Linked DNA regions of Homo sapiens: region 2 is linked to region 1. A link is a contact called in ENCODE POLR2A ChIA-PET data. All regions are on one chromosome and are shown on one strand. Each heading gives the region's core, a stretch centred on a gene start or an enhancer-like site at or near the end of the contact. The rest is flanking DNA. Distances are from core to core; before and after follow the strand shown. Region 1 has its middle 120 kb from the start of KLF13. Region 2 holds the start of PKM (pyruvate kinase M1/2).

Region 1 (6,449 bases), core at 3,086-5,585:
ATTAGTTATAGTGACAAATGTGGGTAGTTCAAATACCTCTATACTAAGACATAATTGGTTGACTAAACTCAAAAAATAATATCCAACTATATGCTGGCTATAAGAGACACAGTTAAAATAGAGTGAGGCATGGAATGTGATTCACGAAGGTAGGAACCATGTCTCTATGACACTCTGCAAAGCCCAGTTCTGAGACACCACGTGGCATACATATAGGAGATGCTCACTGTGGATTTGCTAATGAAAGCAAAGGAACAAACGAAAATGTTCTAGGTCTACTGCAAACAAGTAAGTGAAAAGAACAGATGTTACATTTAAAAAAAAATCACAGAAAATAGAATCTAAAACAACAACTATGAAAATAAGGCAAAGGTGGTCATTTTATTTTTCTAAATCATGAAATGACAACTTCCACAATCCTTCTTACATGGGAAATATTATTCCACTAAAATGTATTAAATGAAAACTTTAAAAAATACAAAGGGAAATTGACAAAAATGCAATTGCACGGGGAGGTTTTACTGTATCACTCGCACTTTTTTTTTTTTTTTGAGAGGGAGTCTCACTCTGTTGCCCAGTCTGGAGTGCAGTGGCGTGATCTCGGCTCACTGCAAGCTCCGCCTCCTAGGTTCAGGTCATTGTCCTGCCTCAGCCTCCGGAGTAGCTGAGACTACAGGCGCCTGCCACCATGCCCGGCTAATTTTTTGTATTTTTTGTGGAGATGGGGTTTCACTGTGTTAGCCAGGATGATCTCGAGCTCCTGACCTCGTGACCCGCCCTCTTCGGCCTCCCAAAGTGCTGGAATTACAGGCCTGAGCCACTGCGCCCAGCCTCACTCACACCTTTTTGATGGAGGCAGTATATTAAAAATCCACAGGCATATGAAGGCCTTGAATAATGTAATCAATATCGCTGATTGAATAGACACTGCTAATGAAGTCAACCCCCACCCCCCGACCCCCCGACACACACCTACACACACACACACACACACACACGTTTGTTCAGAGACATCAGTTGTCATGTGAACTCTTTCTTTTTTTAAGGGAAACAGTCTTTCTTGAGGACCACATGCAGGCTGGTGGGTGGGTGAGGTTGAAGAAACACCATGGCAAAGGTTCTCTCTTGGGGCTTTTGGGCTCTGTTTGAGCTCCTGGGATTGAGATCGGTTTGAGGGCCCAAAACCAAGATTTTCTTGAGCAATCTGGTAAATTTCTAGGCCATGAGGTCATAGTCTGAGGTCATCTAACTGTTGAAGAGGAAGTCTTAGAGCCCAGATTAGGGAACAAAGGAAGCCTTACTTGGTCTAGGTGAGAAAGTCTAGCTTCGAGCTGGGTTTGTACCTTTGATCTTTCCACTGCTGTAGGGACATAAGCCATATTCCATGGAGGACTGTGCCCTTGGCAATGGGACGGGAGGGAGGGAGGGTGGGAGTCTCAACAGGCCTTCATAATCTGGGTGTAACATGAGTGTGCATATGACTTTGTGGTTATAGGCTATGACATATGAGTCATATCTATGTTAAATTTTATATAAAAATAGAGAACTGGCCAGGCATGGTGGCTCACGCCTGTAATCCCAGCACTTTGGAAGGCCAAGTGGGGGCAGATCACTTGAGGTCAGGAGTTCAAGAGTAGCCTTGCCAACATGGTGAAACCCCGTCTCTACTAAAAATACAAAAATTAGCCAGGCATGGTGGCAGGCACCTGTAATCCCAGCTACTGGGGAGGCTAAGGCACGAGAATTACTTGAATCTGGGAGGCAGAGGTTGCAGTGAGCCAAGATTGTGCCACTGCACTCCAGCCTGAGCAACAGAGCGAGACTCTGTCTCAAAAAAAAAAAAAAAAAAAAAAAAACCCACCAAAGACAGAGAACTTTCCTTTCCAGAATTCAAGCAATATTTATACACATCGATGAAATATTGGGCCACAGAGAAACCTCAATAAATACCAAAAGGCAAAAAAGGTAATAAGGTTAAAAACCTCAATGTAATAAATCTTCAAGTCAATAACTAAAAGTTTAATTTTTAAAATGCCATGTATGTAAATCACACCCCAATTTTAAACATCTAACCCCTTGAAACTTAGAAATAAAACCACTGTCCTAAAGAAATGTCAGCTCACCGAGAAAAACAAAACTGCATTTACATAAGACGGGAATGATGAGAAAATTGCCCAGCAAAACTTATGGGACATGGCCACAGCCTGTTTTTATTACTAAGCAAGAAGAAATGAATAGACATGTGATGAGTAGTCAACAGATGAAGTCAGAAAAACAGAAATAAGATGCGAGGAATGTGCTTTAAAAGACACACACGTCAGGACAAAAACAAAAGTTGTAAGTGAATTACATGAGAAAAAAATGTCTAGTCTTGATAAATAACACTAAGGGCTGCTCTGAGAAGAGACTGGTCCCCCTGCAGGCACAGGGTGGGGAGACTAGGATCCCAGCCCAGCTGCTGACAGCTAAGCCTCTCTGAGCTCCCTGTCTCCCTCCATCTGCTGGATGACTGTAAATCAGACCGTCATAGAGAAGCCTATGGTACCAATTTGTACCCAAGTCTCCCCTCTTCCTACCTAATGTAACTGCTTTGTAATTTTGCATGACTTGGATCGGGTCATTTATTATTTGCGGGGCTCAGGCTCCTGATCGGCGCCCCCTCCAGCATTAGGGTGCAGAATTATCAAACACGATGTGGCTCTCTGGGTCCTGGCAGTCAGTTTCCTCCAAGCCTCGGTGGCCCCAGACAGAGACTGGTTTTTGTCATGGAAAAACACTCCTCAGAGCAGGGTCTTTAAAACCGTTCCGCCAGCCAACCCCACCCAATTTGCAGAGATTCAAGAGTAAAAGAAATGTTATCATTGTCAAGCCACTAAGTTTCCAGGTGGGTTGGCACACAGCCATAGTGACTGCAAAAGGGCATCAAGGAAGAAATTAAGGAAAAGCAAGTGTGACGTCAAAGGCCGAGAGATTGTGCCTTAGACTGATATGTGTTATACAGCAATGTAAAATGTTGTTGTTAGGATAAGAATCGATATACCCTCGCGGGGCTGTAGTCAGGATAGAGACCCTGTATGCAAACCGCTCAGCAAAGTCTCTGGACACACTAGGCGCTCAAGATAGAAACAGTGGCTACCATCATCACCCTCACCACCGCCGGCAGCAGCCCTTCTCCCAATACTGGCAAGGACGTATTTAGCCAGTGGCATTCATGTGAACTAGCTATCCTGTCCCTGTAGCCATGTAAACATATCATCAACAGGGGCCGGGCGCCCTGGCTCACACCTGTAATCCCACCACTTTGGGAGGTGAGGCAGGAGGATGGCTTGAGCCCAGGAGTTCAAGGCCAACCTGGGCAACATAGTGAGACACCTCTCTACAAAAACAAACAACCTGTGTGGTGGTGCGTGCCTGTGGTCCCAGCTACTCAGGAGACTGAGGAAGGAGGCTTGCTTGAGCTCAGGAGTTCTGAGGCTGCAGGGAGCCGAGATCGCCACACTGCACTCCTCCAGAGCAAGACACTGCCTCAAAAGAATAATAAAAATAAAGGGCCGGGCACGGTGACTCACGCCTGTAATCCCAACACTTTGGGAGGCCGAGGCAGGTGTTACACGAGGTCAGGAGTGGCCTGGCCAAGATGGTGAAACCCCGTCTCTACTAAAAATACAAAAATTAGCCGGACTTGGTGGCGGGAGGCTGAGGCAGAGAATTGCTTGCACCCGGGAGGCAGAGGTTGCAGTGAGCCAAGATCGCACCACTGCACTTCCAGCCTGGGAGACAGAGCAAGACTCCGTCAAAAAAAAAAAAAAAAAAGACATTAAGGGCTTTCTGGGACCAACTCGCCCACCCTAATGTCCCTCGCTTTTCCTTTCATTCATGTGCTTCTTTTTTAATTAAAGGACTTTCTTTGCATCCTGGTGTCCAGCCAGTTTCCCGATTTAAATCTAGGTTCTGGAGAAGCTGACGCCGGGTGGGTTGCGGGGGGAGGTGCGGCGCAGCGCGGAGGCCGCGTGGACAGGGTCCCGGGCGCGGGCACCGGGCGTCTCTGGAGCGGGTCTGCAGGCGCCGCCCACGCTCGCGGGTCACCCTGACCTCGAAACCGCGCGACTCTGACTCGCGCTTTCCGCTGGCTCCGCTGGGGCGGTGCCCGGACAGCGAAGGGCCCGCGGGTCAGCGCGGACCACTCTCTCCTGCTGCCCGCCCGGCAGCCACATCGGCCACAGGAGCGGGGACTGCGCAGAGGCCCCCGGTACTCCGGCCCTTCCCCCACCCTCCCACCCCCAGCCAAAGACTGGGGCGGGGCATCCTAGTCCGCGTGACTCGGATGGGTGGCCTGAAGCTTCCACAGTTCCGCCAACGCGGGACCCGAGCGCAGATGAGAATCCACAGGCGTGGGGGGTGGGGCTGGACCCCTGACCTGCCCTCCAGGAGCCCTCAGTCCACAACCAGGCCGGCAAGCGCGAAGCGATTCCAAGAGACCTGCAAGAAAGGAGCCAGCTGCCAGAGCCCAGGCTTGGGGTCTGGACGCTGGGAAAGTCCACGAGGAATTTGATCCTGCCTTGAAGGATGGCCGTAGTGCACCTGTGCACCCGGGAGCAAGGCCCACGCAGGGAGCAGGACAGCGCAGGCCCAGGAGAGGACCCCGGAGGAAGCTCAAGGGGCTAGGTTAAGCCTAAAGGAAGGTTTGGTGGGAAATAAGGCTAACCAATAGCATAACACGATTAACCCACATCAGCCATTAAGAACTTAGCTGGTAGGGGGAGCGGGGAAGGGGTTCCAGATGTTGGTCAAAGGATACGAAATTTCGGCCGGGCGCGGTGGCTAACGCCTGTTATCCCAACACTTTGGGAGGCCAAGACGGGCGGATCACCTGAGATCGGGAGTTCGAGACCAGCCTGACCAACATGGAGAAACCCCGTCTCTACTAAAACTACAAAATTAGCCGGGCATGGTGGTGCATGCCTGTAATCCCAGCTACTCGGAAGGCTGAGGCAGGAGAATCGCTTGGACCGGGAGGCGGAGGTTGCCGTGAGCCGAGATCATGCCATTGCACTCCAGCCTGGGCAATAAGAGCGAAACTCCGTCTCAAAAAAAGAAAAGAAAAAAAAAAGATACAAAATTTCAGTTAAAGAGGAGGAATAAATTCAGGAAGTCTATTGTACAGTATGGCGACTATAGTTAATAACAACGTATTATAGACTTGAAAATTGCTGAGAGTACATTTTAAGTGTTCTTACACCAAAATGTAGGTGAGGTAATGGATATGTTAATTAGCTTGATTTAGACACCCACAATGTATACATACTGTATATCGCACATCATGTTGTATACCATACATATATACAATTTCATCAATTTAAATTAAAAAAAGATATTAGCTCATATTAGTATTTCAATCAGCCAGCCCAGGAATATTTGATAGAGGAGGGAGGCATGGTGCAGATCCCAAGAGACTGAGAGAAGGAGCAGAGGAGCTATCATGGGGGCGGTGGGGCCTCAGATTGCCCAGGGATAGCTGAGGTGTCAGGGGAGGCCAACACGTGCTGCAGCACCAAACAGCACCTAACCTCAAGGCTGAGCACAGCGAAGGTGCGTTTCCCCTCACATAAAGTGCACTTCAGACATGGGCAACTCTTGAAGGAGCAGTCGCCCTGGTGGCAGGTCTCCACCCGAGGCCTCCTCCATGGTCACTGTGGGTGGGAAGAATGAGAGGACCTGGAGAGTCAGATTGGCGGGTAAATGCCTCCCCCTGGAGGTGACATAGCCTTCATCCATGACATGACCTCGCTCCCTGTGAGGGATTCAGGAGTGTCATCTCCCAGGGGTCTGGAAGGAGAGGAGAGTCAGATGGGGTCGGCGCTGAAAGTCTCCATCAGCAAAGGGCCGGAGCCTGTGGACTGATTCTACCTACACCCTGCTTTCACAGGAGGCTGGCTTGCTGCCTGGGGCTGCACTCTGTCACCTGTCAGCTGCATAGAGGTGCTCCTGGACTTACTATGAGGTCACATCCCAATAAACCCATTGTAGGTTGAAGATTTCATAAGGTGAAATTGCATGTAATACACCTAACCTACTGAGCATCATATCCCAGCCTACCTTACACATGCTCAGAACACTCATTTAGCCTACAGCTGGGCAAATTGTCTGGCCGCACAGTCCCCTATAAGGTCGTTTACCATCGTGATCACGTGGCTGGTGTCCGGCATCGAGAGAGTATCTTACCGCTTCCTACTGAATACATATTGCTTTCTCACCATTATAAAATCAGGAAAATTATAAGTGGAACCATCATAAGTTGGAAACTGTCTGTAATTACATGGCCATCTGATTGGCTTGTTAGAAGTCTCAACAATGGGTGCTCGCAGAGTGCTATGGAGAAGAGGTCTCTTGTGAAGTACTTAAGATCAGCTGAAGCCGCACTCAGCCTCACTTAGGAACACATGCACTCG
Region 2 (6,449 bases), core at 1,390-3,889, about 41 Mb before region 1:
TGCAGTGGCACAATCTCGGCTCACTGCAACCTCCGCGTCTCGGGTTCAAGCGATTCTCCTGCCTCAGCCTCCCGAATAGCTGGGACTACAGGTGCATGCCACCACGCCCGGCTAATTTTTTGTATTTTTAGTAGAGATGGGGTTCGCTGTGTTAGCCAGGATGGCCTCGATCTCCTGACCTCGTGATCTGCCCGCCTCGGCCAACCAAAGTGCTGGGATTACAGGCGTGAGCCAATGGCTGGCACCAGGCCTCCAAGCTTGATCTTCTATACTGTGCTACTTATCGGCAAAAAGAAAATTACCTTCAGTGTGACAAATTTTTACTATGCACTTGTTTGTTTATTTATTTATTTATTTATTTATTTATTTATTTATTTATTTGAGACGCAGTCTCGCTCTGTTGCCAAGGCTGGAGTGCAGTGGCGCGATCTCGGCTCACTGCAACCTCTGCCTCCTGGGTTCAAGCGATTCTCTTGCCTCAGCCTCCCGAGTAGCTGGGACTACAGGCGCCCGCCACCATGCCCGGCTAATTTTTGTATTTTTAGTTGAGACAGGGTTTCACCATGTTGGCCAGGATGCTCTCGATCTCCTGACCTCGTGATCCTACCGCCTCTGCCTCCAAGTGCTGGGATTACAGGCCTGAGCCACCGCACCCGGCCTACTATGCACCTAATGTGAGCAACGATTCGCTGGATTTGTCTCTGCCAGAGGCTCGTGGACAGCATTTCTAGAACTGTCAGATCAAAATCTGCAACTGAGGAGTTAGTTTGCCATCAACTCTACATGTACATTTCAGTCTTGTGAACATATCTAGATTTAGAACTTTTTCGTTTGTTTGTTTTTGAGACAAGGTCTGGCTCTGTCACGGAGGCTGGAGTGCAGTGGAGTGATCTCTGCTCACTACAACCTCCACCTCTCGGATTCAAGCGATTCTGCCTCAGCTTCCCGAGTAGCTGGGATTACAGACGTGCACCACCATGCCCAGCTAGTTTTTGTATTTTTAGTAAAGACGGGGTTTCGCCACGTTGGCCAGGATGGTCTCAACTCCTGGCCTCATGTGATTCGCCGGCCTCGGCTTCCCAAAGTGTTGGGATTACAGGCGTGAGCCACTGCACCCAGACAATTTAGAACTTTAAAATACAATATAGTCCAGCATCGGCCAGATCCTTGCCATCCCAGTGTTGTCCACCACTGTTCTTAGTTTGTCCTCAGCTCAGGGGCCAGGGAGGGACTTTTATGCCATCCCTCTTTCTCTGATAGAGAGGAATCTAACCCTCCCTAGGGGGGCATGTCTTTTTTCCTTCTCAACAACTTCATGTTCTTTCACCACCTTAATAATCAAGCATTTCCTTCCCAACAACAACTAAAGGGACCAGGAAAGACTTACAGAAGAAAGTGAAAGATTTTTATCTCACTTCAAACAGAAATTTACTTTTAGGCTGTCACTGTCTCCTCCCAGCTTATCTGAGCTAACAGGAAGCGAATGAAGGCCTGTGATTCAGCTGCAGGCAGCGGGTATGCCTGAGCAGGTCACACCCATTTGGTCTCTTTTGCCAGGAAAATAAAAAAAGAACCTAAGAGAACGGTCTTCACATTTTGAATGCGCAACATTGTATCTGTGAATGAAGGCAAGAGTTAACAGCTGTTTAATTGATAACTGCTCGCATCATTAGTTGCTGGCTAACAACTGGGAAATCAGAAAATGTCTTGTAGAAAAATGTAAGAAAAGTTCCAACAATACTGACTTAAACACGACAAAGGTGAAAACAGAAATGCTGACTCCTGCATAGGTTATCGGCCCTAATGTTCTGACTTGATATTTCCAGATGCCCAGCTCTGCGCTAATATCAACACCGTCTATTTACTTTCTACTCTGAGGCATTCGCTCTGCAGGATTCCAGACCCTACTAAATTATTCACATGGCCCCAACCGGTCCTTCCTTGTTCCGCGGTCCTAACACAATGAATGGTCCTAAGAGGAAAACGGCCTCGCGCTCCCGCTCCAGGCCCACTTCGCAGTCCCTAGTTCTCCCTACTGCCGCTCCAGTGCCAGAGCCCCTCCGAAGGCGGCCAGGACCTCCAACCACGCACAAGTCTGCAGCTCTCCCCAACTTTCCGTTCAGCTCAGTCTCCGAGGGTGCGCCAGAGCAGACACCCGGAGGAGTGGGGAGTGGCAGGGCGGGGCCGGGAGAATGCTGCCCCGGAACCCATAAATCTGGGCCCTGCCCAGGTAGGCCGGGACAGCTGGGGTGGCCTGGGCCGAGAGCCAAGAAAAGACACCCCATCTGGCAGCCCAACTTGGCGGCAACAGGTGGCCCGGCGCCCGGGGGTCTGGGAGGAAAGTCGCTCCGGGGGCGGGCCCCGTTGCCCCGCCGCGTCCCCATTGGTCATCAGGTTTCTTAAAATGTGACTCTGAATCTGTGTCCTTCCGCCGCAGAATTTAGTCCCACCGAAAGGGCAACCTGCCCGCGCGTTCCGCCGCCGCCGCCGCGCTTCCTCCTGAAGGTGACTGCGCCCGCGGGGACGCAGGGGGCGGGGCCCGGGTCGCCCGGAGCCGGGATTGGGCAGAGGGCGGGGCGGCGGAGGGATTGCGGCGGCCCGCAGCGGGATAACCTTGAGGCTGAGGCAGTGGCTCCTTGCACAGCAGCTGCACGCGCCGTGGCTCCGGATCTCTTCGTCTTTGCAGCGTAGCCCGAGTCGGTCAGCGCCGGAGGTGAGCGGTGCAGGAGGCTACGCCATCAGTCCCCACCAAGGGCCAGTCGCCCGGCTAGTGCGGAATCCCGGCGCGCCGGCCGGCCCCGGGCACGCAGGCAGGGCGGCGCAGGATCCAGGGCGTCTGGGATGCAGTGGAGCTCAGAGAGAGGAGAACGGCTCCTCACGCCTGGGGCCTGCTCTTCAGAAGTCCCCAGCGCCGTTCCTTCCAGATCAGGCGGGTCCGCCGGCTCCTTTCCCGCCCCAGCCCTACCCCCTCATTCTGGTCCCATCCTCTTCCTCCTGCCCCAATCCTCAATGCGCCTCCATCCTCGCCTGCCTTCTCTCGGTCCCTCGTGATTGATTCCACCCTTGCTTCCCCTTTCTCCGCGCCGCCTGTTCCGTGCTCGTTTTCCCCTCTTCCTCCTTAAGTCTGGTCCTTCCACCCCCTCCTCTTCAAGCTGTGCGTGTCCCCTGATTCTAATGCTTTCTGTGTAACTCATTGAAACTGCGTTCTGGTTCCCCTCCCGCGTCCATTCTCCATTCATGCGCGACCGCCCTTCCCGCGCCCCAGTTCCCTCTCGCCGCCCCTCCCCCTGCTTGCTGGTCACGTCCGCTCCCCCGCATCCCCTTCCTCGCCTGGCGTGTCCGCTCCCTCCCTCCCTCTCTGCTCTGGTCGCGCCCGCCCACTTGCTCCGGTCTCCGAGCGCGGTCCCACCCCCCTTTTCCATCACCGCCTCCCAGCTCCCAGCAGGCTCGGGCGGTGCTGAGGCCCCGTGTCCGGGGCGGGCGGGCGGAGGGCTGGGCTGGGTGCCCCGCGCGGCGGGCGGGATGCGGCGGCCCGGGGGCAGCTGGAGACTTACGTAACGTTGGCCTGCCCCGCTGCCGGGAGGCAGGGCGGTTGCCCCTGCGGCGCGGTGCCGTCCCCTGTGGCCGGGATTAGATGGGCGGCCTGCGAGGGCCTGGGAATGGCTCGGGGCCCGAGAGCTCGACCGGCCCTTGCCGGGTGGCCGCCAGGGACCACGCTCCATCTCGCCGCGGCCGGGCTGCACGTAGCGGCCGCGCCCAGGGCCCACCCCGCTTCACCGGGCGATGGCCTTGGGCCTCGTAACGGGCGGGATAAACCTCTGCAGGCTTTGCTGGGGCCTCCTGGCCCTCGCCCGTTCCGCGCCTCTCCGGCACGTTTCTTTCTTTTCCTTTCTTTTTTCTTTCTTTTTTTTTTTTTTAATTATCCGGCACATTTTTTAACAAATGCGTCCTGATTGTGGAACGCGGAGGCCGCGGGGTGGGGTGGGGATCTGGTTACGGAGGGGGCAGGAAATCTGTCGCGTTCACTGAACGCAAACGGTGTGGGTCAAGGGCTGTTTGGGGGTCAGAGTTAGAGACCAGGATGACTAGACGAGTCATAGCCCACCGAGCTCACAATCTTAAAATGTATCTCCTGTAATGCTGGGAGTGGGGTACGAGCTTCCTGCTGTGGGAGGGAGGGGGACAGGAAGCCTCGTAAGGTCTCACCAGGTGGCAAGCACACTGGATTAGAAGATGCAGGAAAGCACCTTCCAGTCTGAAGATCATTTAAAGACTCAGTCATGTAAGGGCATCCCTTGGCTTCTTAATCTACGTACTCCAGACCCAGGGCTTGGACCTTTGCTGGTACGGGTTAAAGTGAGGCCGACAGTGAAGGTCCACGTGGAGAGAGACATTGGGAAGTTGTCAAAAAGGCGTTTAGAATCAGGTTTGACTCATTAATTTCCTGAGACTCTGAAGGAGTTCAGCCTCTACACCTCAGTTTCCCCTGGGAAAACTGGGAGTAACATTTTCCTCATGATGGTTGAAAGGATTCATGCTTACGTGGATGTGGCACACTCAGTAAGTGTCTAATCTCTGGCGAAATACCCAGAAGAAAAGCCTGTGACTGAATATATTATTTTTGAGCACAATTACTTAGTCCACAATTGAGCATAAGGGCCTTGATCCATTGTCTTCCTACTGTCCCCAAACGCCTACAGCTAATCGTGAGGAATCAGGCTCTCTGAATAACCACGTGTCTCCTGGAAACCAGTTCCCCAAGGGATCTGGTTTAATATTGACAAAGTAACTGATAATGTAACTTTCCAACTCTCTGCTTGGAGCAGATGCTTTTTGGTCATCTGAGATTGGGACCTGTAGACAAAGGCAGGCAAGGAGGGGCTGAGTTAAGCCTTTGGTGTTCCGCTGTAAGTAGAATACTACCTACCAGAGGAACATTCCAGCCCTTGACTTGCTCTGCCTGCTGGTGAGATTAGGATTGGAGCCAGGGTCAGTAGCCCCCAGTTGGCCGTCTTGAGGGTGTGGCCACTCCCTAGGTCACAGAGGAGATGGAGGTCAGGACTCCCCTGCTGCAGCGTTGTTAGCAAATAATTTGCCCTTTGGTGGCCTGAGGTGCTGTGGGGGCAGGAGTGGGCTGTCTTGTGGGGAAGGGAAATGTAACGTATCACCAAATCTGTGGGGGAGTGGGGCTCTGTGGGGAAGATGACTCAACCTTTCAATTATTCTGCTTTTGAGAGAATTATCTTCGCTGGGTGAGTGGGGAAACTACATTGTGGTTCTTGCAGGCTTAAAAAGTCCCTTCTCCCCTTTCAGTGAGTCAGATAATGAAGCATGCATTTCCCCTAATTAAAAATGCCTCAACTACGGAGCTTGCAGTGAGCCGAGATCGCGCCACTGCACTCCAGCCTGGGCGACAGAGCGAGACTCCTTCTCAAAAAAAAAAAAAAAAAAAGCCACAACTAATTAAAAAATGATTGGTCCGGGTCACCTGGTTCTCTGTACTGCCTTAAGAGCTTAAGTGTAGACTGGCAGAGCCCGGTGCCCAGCTAATGCCGTCTGTGCAGCTTCATTCCTGGCCCTTTTGTAGCGGGCACAGCCGCCTCTCCTGGGACTTGATTAATGATGACTTAAAGAAGGTTCTTGAACTCATTTCTCAGTTACTGACTTGAGCCAAAATGTATGGATGTTGGTCTCCTGTCTAGCACAACTGCTTTCATTTTAAGCATTGCATTAGAAATAATGTTGTATTCATATTTTAGCAAAGAGCATCATTAGCTCTTTAAGAACCGTACCCCCAGTGACTTAGCAAATTTGGTGGCGGTGACTCTAAACAGCTAGCACTTTATGGGAGTTGCTTCTGTGCCTTGAATGTTGTGACACTGATGTGGGGTCACAGGAAAAACCATTTTATTTCCTAAAGCTGTTTATTTCTTAATATTGAGGCAATGGAAGAAATGAGGAAACGGCCGTGGGCAGGAAGGTAGAAGAAAATGCAGCACTTACATTACAAACTCACTTTACTTGGGTTTTAGTTTATTTTGCTTCAGTTTTTTGTTTTTTTTTTTTTTTTTTTTTTTTTTTTTTGAGATAGTTTTGCTCTTGTTGCCCAGTCTGGAGTGCAATGGTGTGATCTCGGCTCACTGCAACCTCCACCTCCTGGGTTCAAGCAATTCTCCTGCCTCAGCCTCCCGAAGTAGCTGGAATTACAGGCACTTGCACCACGCCCAGCTAATATTTTTGTATTTTTAGTAGAGATGGGGTTTCACCATGTTGGCCAGGCTGGTCTTGAACTCCTGACTTAGGTGATCCACCGGCCTCGGCCTCCCAAAGTGCCGGGATTACGGGCGTGAGCCACTGCACCTGGCCTGCTTCAGCTTTTATGAAGGCAAGTCAGGATGTGTTATCTTGGCCAAGAGCTAAGACTGAGACCGGAGTAGAGGAAAATGACT

Evidence for each region. ChIA-PET counts read pairs that join two places held with the same protein, here RNA polymerase II (POLR2A).
Region 2: POLR2A ChIA-PET joins it to region 1 with 17 read pairs in BJ. The contact joins the promoter of PKM here to the enhancer-like site in region 1. POLR2A ChIA-PET finds 5 or more read pairs at or near these places in 2 of 52 experiments (BJ and activated CD4-positive, alpha-beta memory T cell).

Annotation. Positions count from the first base shown.
Region 1 is chr15:31,438,802-31,445,250 of GRCh38, reverse strand. No RefSeq gene overlaps it. Among named protein-coding and RNA genes, the nearest start is that of KLF13, 120 kb to the right of the region's middle. RefSeq lists an enhancer at 4,129-4,629. Within about 2 kb of position 4,335, at least 26 of the 41 ENCODE cell types and tissues checked have a DNase peak (open chromatin) inside an H3K27ac peak, as active enhancers do.
Region 2 is chr15:72,227,380-72,233,828 of GRCh38, reverse strand. It overlaps PKM (pyruvate kinase M1/2), which reads left to right and starts at 2,639. Exons shown (of 11, transcript NM_002654.6): 1 at 2,639-2,713. RefSeq lists silencers at 2,198-2,697, 3,258-3,767 and an enhancer at 5,150-5,409.